Regions from separate parts of the Mus musculus genome. Here region 2 is linked to region 1. The links are chromatin loops, found by intact Hi-C in ENCODE. Cell type or tissue: gastrocnemius. All regions are shown on one strand. Links, peaks and the distances in the headings refer to the core of each region. The heading gives the core; the rest is flanking DNA.

Region 1 (10,107 bases), core at 1-8,000:
AGTCATATAATCCTCTCACTTGATTACTCTATGAAGAATAAGAAAGATTACAAAGATAAACAACTGACATTTTCTTTTTAATTTGCACTAATGTGTTGGAGTATGTATGTAACATGGAACACACATGTGCCACGGTGTTCTGGAGTCACTTCTAACCTCCCATCTTTACAGGGGTCTGGGGGTCACACTCAGCTCACCAGGGCTGTGCATCGAGTGGGCTACGCACTGAACAGCTCCCTGGCCCAGTAACTGATGTTGCTAAAGAGGCATTTTCTGGGATCCTTTCCTACCTTATTGAGATACTATTCATGATACTGATCATATAAAAGTAATTTTTGTATACAGATAAATATTAAATGCAGTCTCCAGGACTCAGGCACATACAAAAAAATCTTAATGCAGACACATCTGCAGTCCAACTTTTGTTACAATCCTTGCAAATAGTACAAGGGCCCCCTGGGGAGTTAGTGGCACTCAGCCTTCCTAATGCCACGCCTTTTAATACAGTTCCGCAAGTTGTGGTGACCCTCAACCATAAAATTATTTTTGTTGCTACTTTGTAACTGTATTTTGCTACTGTTATGAGAACAGTATGTTTATTACTGTTGTGTAATGTAAATAACTGTTTTCCAATGGTCTTAGGCAGCCCCGAGCAAGGGTCATTTAACCCCACTCCTCCCCCACAGGAGTCACCCGCACTGTTGCGAGCTGCTGTCCAGCCGGCTCCTGAACAGACCGTGGCCCTGCTCTCAGTCACCTGACTTTGGAGGACTCGCAGCCCCACCCACGCTAACAGGCTGCTCGAGCCAAGCTTCCGGTTCATCCACTCATTCTGAGGGCAAAACTGCTTGTGCAAATCCTGAGTCTTCGGTCAGCTGTGTCCTTGTTCCGGTCTTCAACCCTTCAGATGTTAACTCTAACAAAGACCAGGTTTACCATAGGGCCTCAAATTCCCTTATTTAATCCTAACAACGAGTTATTACAAGATTTGCCTCAGGCTACTCAGCAAGCAGTGGCGAGCCCAGGAGTCCCCCTTTCCTGTGCACACTGCCTTATTTCATCCCTGCCTCCTCCCTGGCCACTATCTCACAGGGATAAAAACTGGCCTTCACTGAAAATGAGTGACTACTAATGGTTCGGTAATGGAGCAGCTAGCCATGAAGCTCTCCTCCTCTCCCTGCTGGAAGGACCTTATAAACTAACCATCAGAAAATGCCCACAGGCTGCAGAGATGGCTCAGTGGTTATGAGCACTGACTGCTCTTCCAGAGGTCCTGAGTTCAAATCCCAGCAACCACATGGTGGCTCACAACCATCTGTAATGAGATCTGGTGCCCCCTCTTCTGTGTCTGAAGACAGCTACAGTGTGCTCATATACATAAATAAATCTTAAGAAAGAAAGAGAGGAACTTTCCACTCTGACCATTTCTCCATGCCCTTCAGAAGGGTCTCATGCCCATGTCAACACTTGGGTGGTGGGAACAGCCAGATCTGGAAAGAGTCCAAGGCCAAACTCCATGACAGTGGCTCAATGCTAGTGTTCACAAACAGAATTATGAGTAACATACGTTAGACCAAAGTGTGATTGACCAACAGGTCTACCTTCCTCAAAGGACATTTATATTTTGAAAAGGTTTATTGAAGTTGATTAGTTTTGCCGGCATGCCTGTCTGTGCATCCCTGGGGTGCAGTGCCCAGAAAGGCCAAAGGAGGGACATGAGATCCCCTGGGACTGGAATTACAGTTGTGAGTGGCCATGGGGGTGTTAAGAGTCCAACCCAGAAATGTGGCCAATGCTGGTAACCACTGAGTCACCTCTCCACCCCTGGAATTTATGTTTTAATAATAGTCACTACACAGCTGGCATGGGGGCGCACGCCTTTAGTCCCAGCACTGGGGAGGCAGAGGCAGGCAGATTTCTGAGTTCAAGGCCAGCCTGGTCTACAGAGTGAGTTCCAGGACAGCCAGGGCTACACAGAGAAACCCTGTCTCAAAAAACCAAAAATAAATAAATAAATAAATAAATAAATAAATAATAGTCACTACACACCTGCTCTCTACTATAGTCACTACACACCTGCTCTCTAATCTCTAGAATTCTCGACATCGACCTCTAAATACCTGATTCCTGGAAGCCAGGGACAACAGAATGCATTAATTCACGCTGGCAAAATAACTAATGGTTAAACCGACAAGGTATGGGACAGTTGTCTCAAAATGGCCACCTATGATCAGGTCGTCAGTACTATAAGCTATTAGAGTCCTTAAGCAAACCACAGGCGCAGAGAACTGGACTTCCCAAGGGGGGTGGGGGGGCGTCATTTTAACACTAAAATAGTTTTAGGTCAAATGGCTCAAATGAGTGTGCACCACATGAAATCCAAGAACTAGAGTGAGTGTATCATGGAATTCTAAAACCAGTACAGAAGAACCAGTGAGCAGCGGTTTAAGGAGGTAACTGAGCAGTATTCCCCAGCTCGCGGTATAAAACAATGCAAATGACTAAAAAGATACTTGGTCACAAAGTCCAAAGGCCTGCACTCCAATTACATACGCTGCTGGGGATTCACTGGCTATTTTTTCCTTTAAAATCCGCAGTAAGGCCTACTGAGGAGCAATCCTTTCTCAGCTGAGACCAGTTAAGAAAAATGGCCCTGCGTTCAAACAATAGATAGGTGGGGGCATCTGCACAGGTGTTGATGACACCGTTACACCTTCGGGGAGGTTGAGCAAGCGATTCCTGTGGCCTTGGTTCACACAGTGACAATATTGTTGAATATAGTGTCTGTCGGCTAAATGGCCCCAGCTCCGGGCGACCGGGCCCAAAGGTATATGAGTGATTCTCACACACCCTCGCCCCCACCCTTTTCCGTACCTCGGGCCACAGTCACCCGCTACGCGACCCACAATAACAGAACCTCGCTCCGCTCACTCCAAAGACAATGCGTAGGGGGTGCGTGGGATAGGCTGACTCATAAGTTCAAGAGAGCGGTGACAATAGCCCAGGATCCCCGAATCCACCAGGGCAGGGCGGGAAGATGCTCTCCTGAATGAGCAAGAGCCGCGGCGGCGATCGTGCCCACTCCGCCCTACTGACCTTGTAGCCGCCCCAGACGAACATGTGGCGCCCATCGCTGACAGCGACGTGGCCGCTGCGTTCAGCCGGGCAGGCCAGCTCCATGGCCTCGTAGTTCTCGAAGGCCGGGCCCGGCAGATCCTCCGCTCGAGCATCCTCGTTGCCATCAGCCATCTTGAGGCTGCACCGCTGGCCACCGAGACCGCTCCGGCCCCGCAGACGGGAGACAAAGGAAAGCGGAGCGGTGGACCGCGGCGCGCAGCCAGCGCTGACGACCCGCCTGTCCTGCGCTACGCCTCCGCCTCCGGGACGAGCGCTGGGGCGCGCGCCGACAGCGGCTGCGGGTCTCGCGGGGACCGCGCCGCGGCCGGGTCCTGGCTCAGAGCGGGAGAGCGGCCGACGGGGCTCGCACTCGCAGCCCGCCCCGCCTCCGGCCGCCGGGGCCTTGTTTATGCCGCCGCCGGAAGTCGTCCGCAGCGGACACTGTCCCCACGCTCCGGAAGCGCTCTCGCCCCCTGCGCTGCTGAGCCTCCCGTCGTCCGGTCCCACCGCAGTGCTGTCCTACTGCTGTGTAGTCCTCCCAGTCGGGCCCTTGGGCATCTGAGTCCTCCCAACATCCGTCCTCCCGCCTCAGGGTGCTCTGGCCTGGATAGTTCCTAAACCATAACAACCCACCCTTGGGGAAAGAATGCGAATCCCAGACTCACAATCTGGGCTTCTAAGAGGCCAAATGAAAATTACGAATTATTTAAACCCAATTCCTCGCCCATAAAATAAGGCTGGTCTGGAAAACACTTCAGGCTCCTCATTTAAATGGTGGCTCTCCGTGCTGCTCATCTTGTCTTTTTTTTTTTTCTTTCTCCCTCTCTTCGTTTTGGGACTGCTAAATATATACTGAGCAAAATACACACTTAACAAAAACGACCAAAAAAAGCTTTTCTCTTTGAAACTCTCACCAGTTGCTGGAGATGTACTTGCTGAAACACAAGAGTTAAGGGTCTGGGGTTTGAGATTAAAGCGCTGGGATAAAAGGTGTGCTCCACCAGGCAGATTCTGTTTCTTGACCAGATTCATCCAGGTCTCCCTGGGGCAATTTTGCCATGCAAGAGATGTCCAGTGCCCTTGGTGCTGTGCTGAGGGGGGCCTTCCTCACTGCCATTGCAAGAGACAGTCAGAGAGAGAAATGGCCTTCCTGCTGCTGCCCAGGGTGTATACTGTCAAAAAGAGATTGGCAGCGTTTCCACCAGCCACTTCGTGCTGGATGACACTGGAGAAGAAAATCTAGCATCAGTTTCATGTTTGGCGGGTAGAAGACATCTCTCACTGTTGGCCACAACCTCTCACACTGCAAATCTGCTGTAATGTGAATGACCAATTTGCACTAAGCTGAGGTTTGTGGTGAGCAACTGATCGTCCAACAGTGGAAATCACCTTGCCCTAGGGGTCAGGAGCATGCAAGTGGATATTCCTCCACAGATCAGCCTTATTCCAGATGAGCTGCACTTGGACACATTTTACTGCCTCGTGATTATTGTTTGCAAGAAAAATTTGATGGTGTTGTGGGGATAGCCACTAGAGAGGACAGCTCAGACATGAACTTAAGGCAATAGAAAGTCTTTATTAGTTTGGGATCCCAGTGTAGCAACGAGCCTTTCTCAGAGTGAGCTTTTAAGCACAAAACCCATGTTCTGGACGGATACACTTCAGTTAACAAGAACAGTTAGCATCCCAGAGAATCTTGCCACAGAAGCCAGATGAAGGTAATCTACACCACAGAGCCACTGCTGTCCCTTGTCCTCAAGAGACTAGACTTCTGTCACTCCATGAGACTATCAATAGTTACAAATAGTCCTGGGCCATTGTAGAAGGATTTTTATCCAGCAACATGGCTACTCTGATTGGAATACAGACACACCCTTAGCACACACTTTAATCTCAAATGATGAAGGTAAAGTTAGTTTGTAGAAGGAAGCACCCATGTTTGAAAGTGATGTTTAGTTGAATAGCAGACATAGTGGCAGATCAGAGAAAGATTTGATAGAACAGGATGTACCCAACGCTCACAAGGAGAGGAAAGGGGAACTCCTCAAGGGCCAGTGCAGAGAGAGAGAAGAGGCAGCTTTACTTGGAGAGGGTACAGAGACAAGTTGCAGAGAGAGAACATGCTAGCCACAGGTGAAGACAGAAAGCCAGAGAATGAGAAGGAGCAGAAGATTAGAACATGTCGCCAAAGTTAGTTATGAGGCCAAGCAGAGCAATCAGGAGAAGCCAAGAGAAATGAGATTGAGGGCTGGCGAGATGGCTCGGTCGTTAAGAGTGCCAACTGCTTTCTGAAGGTCCTGAGTTCAAATCCCAGCAACCACATGGTGGCTCACAACCATCCTTAATGAAATCCGATGCCCTCTTCTGGAGTATCTGAGGACAGCTACAGTGTACTTACATATAATAAATAAATGAATAAATACATAAATAAATATACAAATACATAAATACATAAAAATTTTTAAAAAAAGAACTGAGATTGAATCAGTCAGCTTGGAGAGGAGTTTTGAATCAGAACAGCTGAGTTGAACCAACCAGAACTCAGAAAGAACTAGAGAAGGTGAGTTTAATTCAGCAGTAAGTCTCAGAGGCTGAAAACATTCTAGGCCTAGATTAGATTGTAGGGAGGCTAGAAGATTCCAGGACTAAGTTTAGGTTAGCAGACCCAAGTGATAAGGATGCCTCAGAGATAACAATTGCATCTTCTGGCCAAGAAAAGATGCTGTTACAAGCCATTTCCACTTTAGAGAATATATATATATATATATATATATATATATATATATAGAGAGAGAGAGAGAGAGAGAGAGAGAGAGAGAGAGAGCCTGGAACTCCAGCACAAGACTGTAGCTAGTGAGACTTTCTGCTGCAGTCCAGGCAGAAGAGTGGAGATGAAGGGCTCAACCTGTGCAGGTAAGGAGCTGGTGTGTGTACAGTGTGGTCAGTGGAGGGGGTGGACAGCTGCTGGCCAGCAAGCTCGAGGAGGGCCTGTGTACAAAGAATGCAAACCTCATCTCAGGAGAGTAAAAGCTGGTCGGGAAGATAGACTGTATCCTCTATGCTCTGTAACCTTGTCTGTCCCAGCCAGAACAGCCCCAGGGTGCCTCCACTTTCAGATAGGAGTGGGTGGGGCAGAGGAAAGTTAGACACAGAGCTAGCACAAACTGGCACATGTGATTTGAAAAAAAACAAAAAGACTTAAAGGAAAATAAGTCCAGGCTGGCTTCAAACCAATGTAGCTGAAGGTGAAGTTGAACCTCTGATCTCCCTGCCTCTACCTCACAAGTGTTAGGATCCAGGTGTGTGCCACCACTCCTGTTTTACTCCCTGCCTCTACCTCACAAGTGTTAGGATGCCAGGTGTGTGCCACCACTCCTGTTTTACTCCCTGCCTCTACTTCACAAGTGTTAGGATTCAGGTGTGTGCCACCACTCCTGTTTTACTCCCTGCCTCTACCTCACAAGTGTTAGGATTCCAAGTGTGTGCCACCACTCCTGTTTTACCCATTGACAAGGAGGGCCTTGAACATGCAACTCATTCCTCCATCTGTGTGGGAAATTGCTACATCCCTGACACCCTTTCGAACAAGTTGTCTTCTGTAAAGCTGACTACAAAACAAAAAGTGATGTTAAGTAACGGGCTGGGGAGATGGCTCAGAGGTTAAGAGCACTGGCTGCTCTTCCAGAGGACTCTAGTTCAATTCCCAGCACCTACACGGCAGCTCACAACTAGCTGTAGCACCAGTCCTACATGGACCACTACCCTCTGCTAACTCCAGGGGCACCAAGCGTTCATTTGGTGTACAGACATACATTCAGACAAATAGCTATATGGATAAAATGATTTTAAAATGTTTTTAAAGTTTAGTTAAAGTGTTTGTGGATTACAGGTTTCGAGAGCAGTAAAAGGAATAATAGGAAAAATAGACTAGATTGTAAAAGCTCTTTAATGGCCATATCATTTTTTTTACAGGTTTAGAAAGGTTAATACAAGAGTTCATATGGAATCACAAATATCCAAAGCAATACTGAGGCTTAAGAACAATACTAGAGGTGTCACAATACCCAGCCTCAAATTATACTGTAGAACTATAGTGACAGAGAGAGAGAGAGACTGGTACTGATGTGAGATCAGACAGACAGAACAATGGGAAAGAATAGAGGACCCAGAAATAAAACTGAAAAGCCGAGTTCACTTACATTTTGACAAAGGAGGCAATGTGCACTGACTAGAAGATAGCCTGTTCAACAAATGGGGCTGCCAAAGCTGGGCTTCTCCCTACATGTTATCTTTCACCTGCACACAAACCAATCCAAAATGGATCAAAGGCCTAGTTTAAAACAGGGAACACTGAAACTTCTAGAAGAAAACACAGAGGATACCCTTCAAGATACCAGGGAATAGAGAACCTTTTAAATGGAGGACCAACTGCACAGGAACTAGCCCCAAGCACCAGCACATGGTCTACAGGAAAGTCAAGTTTCTGCTTAGCAAAGGAAACGGTCAGCAGAGCACAGGTGGCCCACGGCCCGGGACATCATCTGTACCAGCTACGCCTCATCCAGAAGTAACGGAGAACAGCAGAAATTAAATACCAAGGAAATAAAACTGCTAGTCAACAAATAGGCAAGTTAAAAATAAAAAGAAACACACTCGGCCAGTAGCTATTTTTAAGAGTGTTCCATTGACCTAGCCATCAGGGAAATGCAAATTAAAACTACTTTGAGATGGTGCCTCATCCCAGTCAGAATGGCCACCATCAACCAATCTGACAACGAATGTTGGAGAAGATGAAGAGAGAAAGGAACCTTTGTTCACTGTTGGTGGAGATGCATATTAAGGCAGCCATTATAGAAGTCAGCTTGGAGATTTCTCAAAAAAATTAAAAATAGAATTACTGTATGACCCACCAATTTCCCTCCTGAGCATATACCCAGGGCATGCTATATCTTACCATAGACACGTTTGCATCCCATACTTATTTATGCTTTAATCATTGTAGCAAAGAATTGGAATCAATCCAGTTGTCTATTGACAGATGAATAAGTAATGAAACTTTGGTATACATAAGAAGTGGACTACTAACTTGTTGGATGACGGTCTCAGGTCATGAGGGACTGAGCCAGGCTGTACTGGGCAATAGCCCCTAGCCAGAGAGAATGGCTGCAGTCTTGACCATTCCACTCCATCTGCAGAAGCAATATGCCTGGGTATTAAATAGAACCCACCCTGCTCCTAGTCAAACCACCCCCAAATTAGGTGTAACTTCCTGCTGTGTGTGCATGTGCGTGCACATCTGTGTGTTTGTATATGAGTGTATGTCGATGTCGATGTGTGTGTGTGTGTGCGTGCCCCAGCCTCTCTAAATGTGCTCAGCTTTCATCCTATAGAAAGGCTAGGGCCTCTCAACTGCTTTGTTCCAGCAAAGCAGTCTCAGCTGAGACACAGTCTGTCTACCTTGGTTGTTTTGTTTTGTTTTACACTTCTTAGCTCTTAGAAGTGCTTAGAAAAATGAAGATAAACTTTTTTTTTCAGGGAAGAAAAGAGAAAAAGAAGAACACAGAAGAGGAAGGACTGAATGCAGGCGACGGACACGTCTTTCCAGTTCTAATTTGTCATGGATTTTTTTGGTTTAGGTGGTAGGTGAGTGTATACAATACACTTAATACCAAAAGCATAAAGTTCAATTCGAAGCTTCACAGCGTCCCTTCTGACTGCCAACTCAAACTGTCTAAGTCCATTTAGTTGTCCAGACTTTGGGTCTGGTTTATTTCGGTGTGTGATGTATTTACTTGCAAGACTTTTTTTTTTAATAATAATAAAGTTTGTTTAAAAAATAAAATTTAAGAGATCTTTAACTTGAGTTTTTGTACCCTGACATAATTTTGGGAGAAATGAAGGAAGTTATAACAAGTCACTGACATTTTATCTAAACAGCAATCAAATTTCCAAATGAAGAAATAGTTCTTTTCAACCTCAGCTCTCCAGAGGCTGAGACAGGAGGACTGCCATGAGTTTGAAGCAAGCTTGGACTACAGAGAGATCTTGTGAAATATATGTATATATTAAGCTCTCAAGGAGATGGTTTAGTTGGGGAAGTACTGATCAAGCATAAGGACTTGAATTCAGATCCTAGAACCTGTAAGACCCGAATGCCTGTGCTCTGGGCACCGGGAGGAAGAGAGGAGAGCAGCTCCCGAGAGCCTACTCCCTAGCCAACCTCAGCTGCGTTGGTAAACTCCATGGAGAGACAGAGTCTCAAAAAAAAGATGGAGAGTAACTGAGGCAAATGCACATGTCATCTCCTGGTGGACACATCCACATACATGTACACATATGCATCCACATGCAAATGTATAACACACACACAAAAGCACACACGCGTGGGCAAGTTCTTCAGTCCCTTCATAAGAACCAAGAAGATAAACCATTTCCATTCTTTGTGTTTACCTTTTATTTCCACTCAAAGTCGATGTTCAAGAATATTTTTAGATTCTGAGAAGTTGACTCACATCAGAACCAAACCTATTTATAACAACATGCTTTTGATCTTGGAATCAAAATCAAGAAATAGGTAGAATACTGTACTGGCTGGTTTTGTGTCAACTTGACACAGCTGGAGTTATCACAGAGAAAGGAGCTTCAGTTGAGGAAATGCCTCCATGAGATCCAACTGTAAGGCATTTTCTCAATTAGTGATCAAGCGGGAAACTTGTGGGTGGGACCATCTCTGGGCTGGTAGTCTTGGGTTCTATAAGAGAGCAGGCTGAGCAAGGCAGGGGAAGCAAGCCAGTAAAGGACATCCCTCCATGGCCTCTGCATCAGCTCCTGCTCCCTGACCTGCTTGAGTTCCAGTCCCGACTTCTTTCAGTGATCAACAGCAATGTGGAAGTGTAAGCCAAATAAACCCTTTCCTCCCCAGCTGCTTCTTGGTCCTGATGTTTGTGCAGGAATAGAAACCCTGACTGAGACAAATACTGAAGGTTTTCA
Region 2 (10,107 bases), core at 1,237-9,236, 99 kb after region 1:
CACATGAGGTATTCATATTCTCCCAGCAGTAGGTCAGCCCTGTCCTCCACATGGCTGTTTCTCAGAGCAGAAGTAAACTAGCAGCTGAGTAGAGAAGCTGGGTGTGTAGTGATGGGGTCCAAAGGTCTTAGAACAAAATGGCCAGCAGGTGAGAGTGGTGCCAGAAGCGGCGTTGGTGCTCCTGGATCTGGGGTCACAGGCCATTGTGCACTGCCTGATGTGGATGCTGGGAACTGAACTCTGGTCCTTTGCAAGAACATCAGGGTTTTAAACTCCCTCTCCAGCTCCTACACTACTTTGTTTTTGGAGACCGGGTCTCACTATGTAGCTGGATCATAGGCATATGCCACTACACCGAGTTTTTGGAGTATGTAATTTTAAAGCATAACCCCCACCCCACACTGCTACAGATTGAACTCAGGGACTTGGACGTACTAGGTGAGAATTTTACCAACTGGCTATATTCCCACCCTTGTATTTCTGAGGGTAGCACAGGCGTGCCTGAACTTGCAGTCTTACCCCAGTCTCTGAAATGTGACACATCACACTCAGCTTCCGTTTCTTATGCTTGTTTTTCTGAGCATTGGCTTGGAGCAATCCTTCCTTTTTTGATCAGACTACTTTAATAAAGATCTCTCTTTAGGGGAACAAGCTGGCCACGAGATACATTTTTAGTGTTTCCTCTTGAATTTGCAATAATGTAAATGTATTAATTGACCTGTCTCTAAACATAACTACAACTGAGTATTAAGAAATGAGCAATAATTTACTGCTTTATTTTTCTATTTCAGCAAACTTCAGGGCTTTTGAGATCGATGAGAATATATGAAATGAATTTTCTTATTTTTATCTTATGTATTTTGTATATTAAATTGTAATAAACTTATGATAAACCTTAAAATGTTCTACACATTGTAGTTTATGAAAATTTGGTACTGTGTTATACTTCAGAAAGTTTTATAGAAAATTTTCTGTGCAGTCTCAAAAATACAGACATGTTTTTGTTTTTAAAGATTTATTTATTATATGTAAGTTCACTGTAGCTGTCTTCAGACACTGCAGAAGAGGGCATCAGATCTCATTACTGATGGTTGTGAGCCACCATGTGGTTGCTGGGATTTGAACTCAGGACCTTCACAGCAGTCGGTGCTCTTAACTGCTGAGCCATCTCGCCAGCCACCTACAGATATGTTTAAGATATAATCTACTCACACATCTGCACTTGTTTCCTTACTTCCATGCTAGTTACACTCCAGTTCATTGTAAAAAAGTAAATACTGGAAATTTTGTGAATTGTTATAATCTAGCTTGGGTTATATAATAACTACATAACCACAGTTAACTCTAGTAATATATTAACAGGTTTTTTTAAATTGTTTAGTCACAAAATTTCTTCTTACAAAGTTGAGAAAAATCTGTTTTTGGAGTATTGATGTACTTACTACATAATTACCAATAATTGCCTTTGGACAGTGGAAATTTTTAACTATTGTTCCCATAGGGTAGGTGGGTCAGTAGGTCTGTCTGTCCACCTAGTTTTTCAAGACACGTCTCACTATGCAGCCCTGGGTATGTATGTATGTATGTATGTATGTATGTATGTATGTATGTATGTGTGTGTGTGTGTTTTTTCAAGACAAGGTTTCACTATATAGTCCTAGCTGTCCTAGAACTTGCTCTGTAGACCAGGCTGGCCTTGAACTCACAGAGATCCACCAACTTTTGTCTTCCTGGTGCCGGGATTAAAGGCATGTGCCGCCCACACCTGACTATTCCCATCCTCGTTTTTAAACTTACAGAGCATGCGGCTTTTGCCGTTTAGCTTTGTTATGCTGAGGATGGGACTGGGAGCTCACCGACTAAGCCCCAGCCCCATAGTTTACTTTGAATCATGTGTTTCACTTTTCTGTGCTGCTATAACAATTCCAAAGACAGGATAACCTACTATGAACAAAAACCTGGGTTTGGGAGTGATTGGTCCAAGAAAGAAGGGCAAAGATAAGGACTTAGATCCTGTCTCAAAAAGGAGGAAGAGGGCTGGGTGTTTAGCTCTATACTTAAAATAGGTAACCAATTCTTGAGGATTTACTGATTCTTTCACCACAGTAGATAGCTTACAACTACCTATAATCCAACACCAAGGAATATGACTTACTCTTCTCTGTCCTTGGTGGGCACCTGCATTCCCCTGCACATATACACACAATTAACAATAAGTCTTTAAAGTGTGTGTATGTGTACACAAACACATCTAGCACGCACGTGATGTTTCTGTTGGATGTATACCTCAAATGGAATTTTTTCATTATATGCGTTTATATTCAACAGTAATTTCCCCAAATGATTGTTCTAACATATTTTCCCAACATAAGAGAGTGCCTGCCAGTGTGCTTTACAGCATGGATTTTTAATTTTTATGTGTGTTGGTGTTTTGCCTGCATGTATATCTGTGTGAGGGTGTCAGATCCCTGGAACTGGAGTTACAGACAGTTCTGACCTGCCATGTGGGTGCTGGGAATTTAACCCAGGTCCTTTCCGAGAGCAGCCAGTGCCTGCTCCTATCTGCTGAGCCATCTCTCCAGCCCTACAAAAGTTGTCTGTCTGTCTCTCTCTCTCTCTTTCTTCTAGTGGTTTAACATTATGTTACCAGGTTGGCAGGATGGCTTAGTGAATAAAAGCATTTTCTGTGCACAAGCCTAACCCCCGGAGTCCCATTCCTGGGACCCACGCTGGGAGAGAGGAACTCCCAGTTGTCTTCTGACCTACACATGCGTTCACGGTGGATGCATGCACATATACAATGATAAAATTTCAAAAAGTACATTATTTATTTACACAGGTAGAGTACGCAATAAATATCTGACGCAGACTGATCCAGTAACAGATGACATTTAAGAGGGAAGATGAGCAGCACTGGCAAGTCCATGAATAGGGAAGCTGACAGAGGAAGGGCAAAGAAAGTAAAGAACAAGAATTTGGAATGCTGAAAATGAAAGAGGAAGGGAAGTCACGCCATTTCAGGCCTCTGGGGCTTAAGCAGTTATTACTCAAATGGAGACATCTGATGGACAGTTGATGAGTCTATAAGCTTAGAATGTGAAACAGAAGTTGGTTATTTGAGTTTTATTTACTTACTTGTTTTGGGTTTTCAAGACAGCGTTTCTCTGGATTCCTTGGCTTTTCTGGAACTTGCTCTGCAGACCAGGCTGGCCTTGAACTCAGAGTCACCATGGTAGTTGAGTACATATATTTAGCATGTGAAAGAGATGGCATAACGGAGATGAGGTGTCATCCCAATCTTGGGACAGTCTACTTAAAATGTAACAGAGGAAGGCCTGCAGATTGGTGGAAAGAATGCTTGTCTCAGGTGTGAGGCCCTGGGTGTGGTTCTGTGGACATTCCCTCCCACAAAAGGAGGAGGCATAAGAGAGAAGCCTGGGAAAGGTCTTGTGATTGCAGTAATGCCAGTATAAACTGCTAAATGCTGCACTTGTAAAACAGGTCTGGGACTGCCCAGCAATCAATAAGTAACCATACCCTAGACCTGGGTGTGTGGCTCAGTGGTACAGCTCAGGCCACAGGTGGGAAGTCCTGGATCCCACACCTAGCCCTGTAACAAAACCAAGTTTCTATAGTCTGGCACAGTAAAGTTCCATTATGTAACTACTACATCTGCTGCATTGGTTCCTAGTGGAGCATTGTTAAGAGACTACAGAGTCAATCTAAGGATATCTAGTTTAAAAAAAAAGCGCAGTTATAAATTCTATTCTCAACCCAAGGAAATTGATCAGGACAAACTGTAATTTTGCTAAGTGATTTGAGAGCTTGCATTTACATTATAAAAAGCGAACACCTTTCTGATGCTTATTAATCTCTGGGATTTGTTTTGTCATCTTTTGCCCCCAAGGGTTTCTGGGAGACAACTATAAGGTGGAATACCTGAAAATGGTAAGGGTTTACTAACGTTGGTTCCACAAAGTAAAGAGAGTCAGATAAAGTTAGGTTTGTGAATTAGCTAGTAAACTTCTCTCTTGTTGGTGAAATTAAACAGTTAATAAGATAAAGACACAGCGCTGAAGATGAGGACAGTTACCACAATAGACTGCAAAGTACACGTATCCTGACACAGTAATTTAAAACCTGTAGCAGGTAGTGTCTGCTTGGTTTGAAGTAACAGTGGAGCCTATTTCTAGCATTTCTACCAGATCGCTGCCCCTCCTCCCAGGCGTTACTATGGCAACAAAGCACGCGCTGCCCGGCCTTGACAATCCAGCCGTTACCTTCTTGGACTGGTCAGTTCTCCATGAGCCAGACTCTGAAGCGCATCCTAGACACTCAATTCACCCTGATCCTTCACTGGGTCTGGGCATTGGGCCGTGTGGGTCACCATGGCCAAGGCGGCGGCCTCCTCAGCGCTGGAGGACTTGGATCTGAGCAGAGAGGAGGTGCAGCGGTTCACCTCCGCCTTTCAGGACCCAGAGTTCCGCCGAATGTTCTCCGAGTACGCCGCGGAGATCACGGACCCCGAGAACCGGAGGCGCTACGAGGAGGAGATCACAGCCCTGGAGCGGGAGCGTGGGGTGGATGTGCGGTTCGTGCACCCTGAGCCGGGCCATGTGCTGCGTACCAGCCTGGACGGGGAGCACCGCTGCTACGTGAACGTGTGCAGCAACTCACTGGTAGGCGTACCTAGCAGCCGGCCCGGCCCGGGGCGCGGCGGCACGGCAGCTGGCAGCCACTGGTCCCTGCCCTATAGCCTGGCTCCCGGCCGCCAGTATGCCGGCCGCAACGGCGCCCGCTACACCGTCTACGACGTGGTCTTCCACCCCGAAGCGCTGGCGCTGGCCCGGAGCCACGAGCGCTTCCGCGAAATGCTGGACGCCACGGCCCTGGAGGCGGTGGAGCAGCAGTTCGGCGTCAGGCTGGACCGCAGGAACGCCAAGACCCTGAAGATCAAGTACAAGGGGATGCCCGAGGCCGCAGTGCTCCGCACGCCCCTACCCGGGGGCGTCCCGGCCCAGCCCGAGGGGGAGCCACCAGGGCTTTTCCCGGACCCACCATATCCATACCGCTACCCCGCGGCAGCGGCGGCGAACACTGCCCGCTCGCCCGCGTCCCCCGCTCCCGAGGCCGTGCAGCGCCCAGAGCCCACGGAGCCGCGCTGCTCCGTGGTGCAGCGCCACCACGTAGACCTCCAGGATTACCGCTGCTCGCGCGACGCGGCCCCGAGCACCGTGCCGCACGAGCTGGTGGTCACCATCGAGCTGCCGCTGCTGCGCTCGGTCGAGCGGGCGGAGCTGGAGGTGAAGGGGAAGCTGCTGTGCCTGGACTCGAGAAACCCCGACTACCGGCTGCGGCTCTCGCTGCCGTACCCGGTGGACGACGGCCGCGGCAAGGCACAGTACAACAAGGCGCGGCGGCAGCTGGTGGTCACGCTGCCGGTGGCGCTGGCCGACGCGCGCCAGGAACCCCCGGCCGCGACACCGGAAGAGCCCGCGGAGGAGACCGGAACTGACGACGTAGCCCGCACTTCCGCGGGCGATTTTGCAGCGGCGCGGGAAGAGTCTGCAGATGGAACCGGAGCTGACCACGGGGAGAAGAGCGGTGTGGGAGCCCCAGACCCCGGGGCTGCACACGCTGAAGGGGAGCTCGTTCCCGAACCGGAGCAGGACTTCGGAGGGGACTCGGTGGCACCTCTAGACCTCGGGAAAGGGACTTCTCCTGGGGACCGAAGCCTCCCTTACTCTGCTTTCCCGGGCGGCGACACCGAATCCCTGTGCGGAGACCCCGGTGTCCAGACGAATGAGGAGCAGGAGAGGACCCGCCACGACACCGCGGGCTCAGCCATGGGTGACCCCGGAACCGAGAGCATCGCACCCGTGTGCCCTCCTTTACAGTGTAATCAGGACGAAGACTCCTTGACTTTGCTCATCCAAGTGCCTGGGATTCTGCCACAAACTCTTCACGGACATCTAAGCCCCGTCGGTTACGAATTGTGCTTCTCTACACAAGACTCGGGTTATTCCTGCACTTTGCAGTTTGCTCCAGAGAATAAGTTGAGTACCAGAGAACCCGAGACTAGCGTTTCTTTAAATAATGCAGTCATAGTACTGGCAAAATCTCCAGAGAGCCACGGACTTTGGCGAGAGTGGTATTGTGGCTTGAACAAGGAGTCTTTGGAGGTAACCGTTCTCACTATTTGAAATACTCTATCTTACTTTAAACATTTTTTGTTACAGGCACATAAACAAATATTTTCTATCTATTCATACGATGACAGTGCAGGCTAAGCTCATTCTCAAAGAGAAGATTGCACGTATTCTATCCTAAGGATGCTCTTAAGCCTTCACGGTTGACCCGTATTACACCTGTTTACTCGGGGTCCACCGACTAGAAAACCAGTGGATTTTAGTGACTTCTCTCTAGACTTCTGGAAATGTATGCAAGAAATTGAGGGTTCAGTCTCTCCTGAGAAAAAGGTTATAACTATAGTTAGTAAGATCTTGTCTCAAAAAAACAAGTGTGTGTGTGGATTGGGCACTTGGTAATTTTGTTTGAGGTTTATATCAAAGTTATATGTAAACTGCAACAGTGAAGAGGCTAAGGTGTAGTTCGGTGGCAGAGTGTTGGCCTGCAGCCTCCCAGAAAGTCAAGTTGTCACAGACAACAATAGCTTTGTAGACTGTTCAACCCTGAGCTCTGAGCTCCAGCCTGCCAAAACAGTTCACTTCTTCTAGATGTTTTTCTAAATCACAGTGGGATTAAGGCATATTTGAAGACTTAAGTAGATTTATTATAATTATACCATTAATTATTATCACCTGTGATGGGGCTAATGGGATCATAAAACCCGTTCTTTTATTTTATACTATACTGTATCAAGCCCCAAGTATCGGACATAATGATGCGTTCAGGAGCGTTACACCCTAACGTTCAGGAGCCTGAGGCAGGAGGATTATGAGTTTGAGGCCAGTTTTTTTTTTTTTTTTTTTGGTTTTTCGAGACAGGGTTTCTCTGTATAGTCCTGGCTGTCCTGGAACTCACACTGTAGACCAGGCTGGCCTTGAACTCAGAAATCCGCCTGCCTCTGCCTCCGGAGTGCTGGGATTAAAGGCGTGTGCCACCACACCCAGCTTGAGGCCAGTTTTATAGTGAGACACAGTCCTAAAAAAAAAAGAAAATTGGGAGTAGTGAGACATACAGTAATTTCATTACTATATATGTTTTTATGAAACTAGTCATAGAGAGACTCGTGGCTTTCAAGGCCAGAATTGTCACTTTACACATAAAAAGTACTAAATACATATTTATTTACACCCTAAGTAGTAACTAAGTTTTAGGGCCAGTGAATTCAGCCACTCATAATAAAATCAGTCATTAGGATAAATATGAATTTTCTGTAGTTACCATTTCCATATAGATATTTCCTTGAATTCCTGAGAATTCAAAATATTTGGTGTATCTTTTTTTCAGAATGAAGCAGAGGTAATAAATGAATGAATATAAGACCATGAATCTCAAATGTTAGCAAGGCAAATTGCTCTAAATATAAAATTATTCTAATCCATTAGTTCTCTTGCAAATTCAAATATTGTTTAATTTAATTGAACATAACTTGAAACATATCTCTAATTTTTGTCCCCCCTCTTTGGACCACCTAATAATCTTTACTTTGTAATTACAATATTATTTAAATAAAAGCACAGAAGATAATTTTATTTGAGGTAACACTGAACCAATCTTATAAATTAGTTTAAATATGGTTAAATGGCTAAATCTCACTTGACTGAATATAAACAAATTATATGGTGTTTGGATTTGGGTGATAGTGATGTTTAAATTCTCTATTAATAGTTGAGAAATCTTGTGTTGTAAAACTACTTAGTTAGGCTGGAGAGATGGCTCAATGGTTAAGAGCACTGACTGCTCTTCCAGAGGTCCTGAGTTCAAATCCCAGTAACCACATGATGGCTCACAACCATCTGAAATGAGATCTGATGCCCTCTTCTGGTGTGTCCGAAGACAGCTACAGTGTACTTATATATAATAAATAAATAAATCTTTTAAAAAATTAAAGTTACAGGAATGGGGTGTCCACAGGAGGAATTGAAGAGGAAGAGGGATGGATGGAAACTATATAATTACAGTATACAACTCTGAAATTCTCAAAAATAATAATAAAATAAATATTTTTTTAAAAACTAGTTTAAGTAACTCTATACACATAAAATATTTCACTCTATACTATATAACTATATACACTAAAGTATTTCAATTCTTAGGAATAAAACATATGGTGACTTCTTTGAAAAGCCCACACCCATGTTCTAGAGTGTCTCTCCAAGTGCCACTCTTGGTTCTCACGCTCTTTTCCTGAATGTCTCTCTAGACCCTTGGCTGCCCTGGAACTAACTCTGTTGTAGATGAGGCTAACCATGTCTTCTGCCTCCTGAGTATCCTGATAAAGATGTGAGGCGCCTTATCTTACCATTATCCTTGTTCCTAGAGTCAGTACTAAATATTTTTGTTAAACCCTGACATTGCTTCAAAAATCAAAAATAAATAGAATTTATTTCTTTTAAATATTGTAATTGGCCCTTTTGTGGCTAAGAACTTTGTGTTTTACTTCGTTTTGTTTCAGAGGTCTGAGGTGGCCTGAGCTAGCCCATGTAGCTGAAGGTGACCCTGAACTTATGATCTTCCTGCCTCTACTTCCCAGGTGCTAGAGAATAGAGGTTTGTGCCACTACATCCAGTTTACAGTCAAGAATTTTAACAGGGGCTGGAGAGATGGCTCAGAGGTTAAGAGCACTGACTGCTCTTCTGAAGGTCCTGAGTTCAAATCCCAGCAACCACATGGTGGCTCACAACCATCTGTAATGAGATCTGATGCCCTCTTCTAGGGTATCTGAAGATAGCTACAGTATACTTACATATAATAAATAAATCTTTAAAAAAAAAAGAGAGAGACCAGTTTTAAGGGCTGGTGAGATGGCTCAGTGGGTAAGAGCACCCGACTGCTCTTCCGAAGGTCCAGAATTCAAATCCCAGCAACCACATGGTGGCTCACAACCATCCGTAACAAGATCTGCCTCCCTCTTCTGGTGTGTCTGAAGACAGCTACAGTGTACTTACATATAATAATAAATAAATCTTTAAAAAAAAAAAAAAGAATTTTAGCAGGTCTATTTGAACAGATCTAGTTCTGTATATTTCTTAGCTGGTTCATTAGGAATTAATAGAAGACTGAACTATAGCCTTTGCAGTGAATATTCCTAAGACAGAACAAGAGGCACCAGCACTTAGGGGTGGAGGCAGAAGGATCACCAGCAGGTACCCAGAGGCTCCCCTGGGCTACCTCTGACACTATATATATTTGGGAGAAATGAAAGAAGAATGCTGTTTGTAAGCTCATCCTCGTAGGAAAAGCACAGCTCTACTTTAGTAAACTCAGGAAAAGCACCAAGACGTTTTCCTTCCTCTTTGGTGTTTTGAGACAGGGTTTCTCTGTATAGCCCTGGCTGTCCTGGAACTCACTCTGTAGACCAGGCTGGCCTCAAATTCAGAAATCCACCTGACTCTGCCTCCCGAGTGTTGGGATTAAAGGTGTGCACCACCAAGCCTGGCTTTCCTTTCTCTTTTTAGGTAGATCTCATGAATACATGTTTTTCATATTAGTTATATTCTGGGCAATACTAGATTTTTTTTTCTTCTTTACTTTAGGAAAGATTGTTTATCAATGAAGAAAATGTTAATGGGTTTCTTGAAGAGGTCCTTTGCTCCCCATTGAAGCAGGCAAGGTCTCTGGCCCCACCGCTGATTGAGGTTCTTCAGGCCACTGATGAGCAGGTTCAGATCCATGCAGAGGTAAGAGCTTAGAGGGCAGTCAAAAATAGTGACTGACGGCAATACCAGTGACTGTTGGCCAAATGACTGCAGTTCTTCAATTTTTGACATCAGAATTTGAAATAACATGTACATAATGGGTGGGCAGAGTGTGGTGGTAAGACTTCTGTCTGCATGTCTACTATATAATAAAACATTTTTATTTTCATGTTACAAATCATTTTACTGTGAGTAAACACCAGAGAGATTTAAAAAGTCAGAT

Evidence for each region. Peaks named below come from ENCODE experiments on the same cell type or tissue, not always from the same donor. Only the 100,000 strongest peaks of a DNase experiment are listed, where the experiment ranks them.
Region 2: a loop joins it to region 1, with 2.4 times the contacts of the local background. A loop is called at or near these places in 14 of 42 quality-filtered maps.

What each region holds. Positions count from the first base shown.
Region 1 is chr12:69,290,137-69,300,243 of GRCm38, reverse strand. It overlaps Klhdc2 (kelch domain containing 2), which reads right to left and starts at 3,563. Exons shown (of 13, transcript NM_027117.3): 1 at 3,097-3,563; 2 at 1-28. The coding sequence starts at 3,249. In gastrocnemius, for the core only: no CTCF peak of the experiment used is centred there; DNase peaks (open chromatin) are centred at 775, 1,735, 3,551 and 4,215; H3K4me3 peaks cover 3,598 bases; H3K27ac peaks cover 6,745 bases.
Region 2 is chr12:69,192,567-69,202,673 of GRCm38, reverse strand. It overlaps Dnaaf2 (dynein, axonemal assembly factor 2), which reads left to right and starts at 4,245. Exons shown (of 3, transcript NM_027269.4): 1 at 4,245-6,182; 2 at 9,723-9,866. The coding sequence starts at 4,389. 9330151L19Rik (RIKEN cDNA 9330151L19 gene) reads right to left here and starts at 5,463. Exons shown (of 2, transcript NR_033222.1): 1 at 5,059-5,463; 2 at 2,806-4,946. It overlaps Pole2 (polymerase (DNA directed), epsilon 2 (p59 subunit)), which reads left to right. Exons shown (of 19, transcript NM_011133.2): 19 at 792-895. The coding sequence ends at 810. In gastrocnemius, for the core only: a CTCF peak has its summit at 5,143; DNase peaks (open chromatin) are centred at 4,277, 4,750 and 5,476; H3K4me3 peaks cover 3,041 bases; H3K27ac peaks cover 2,014 bases.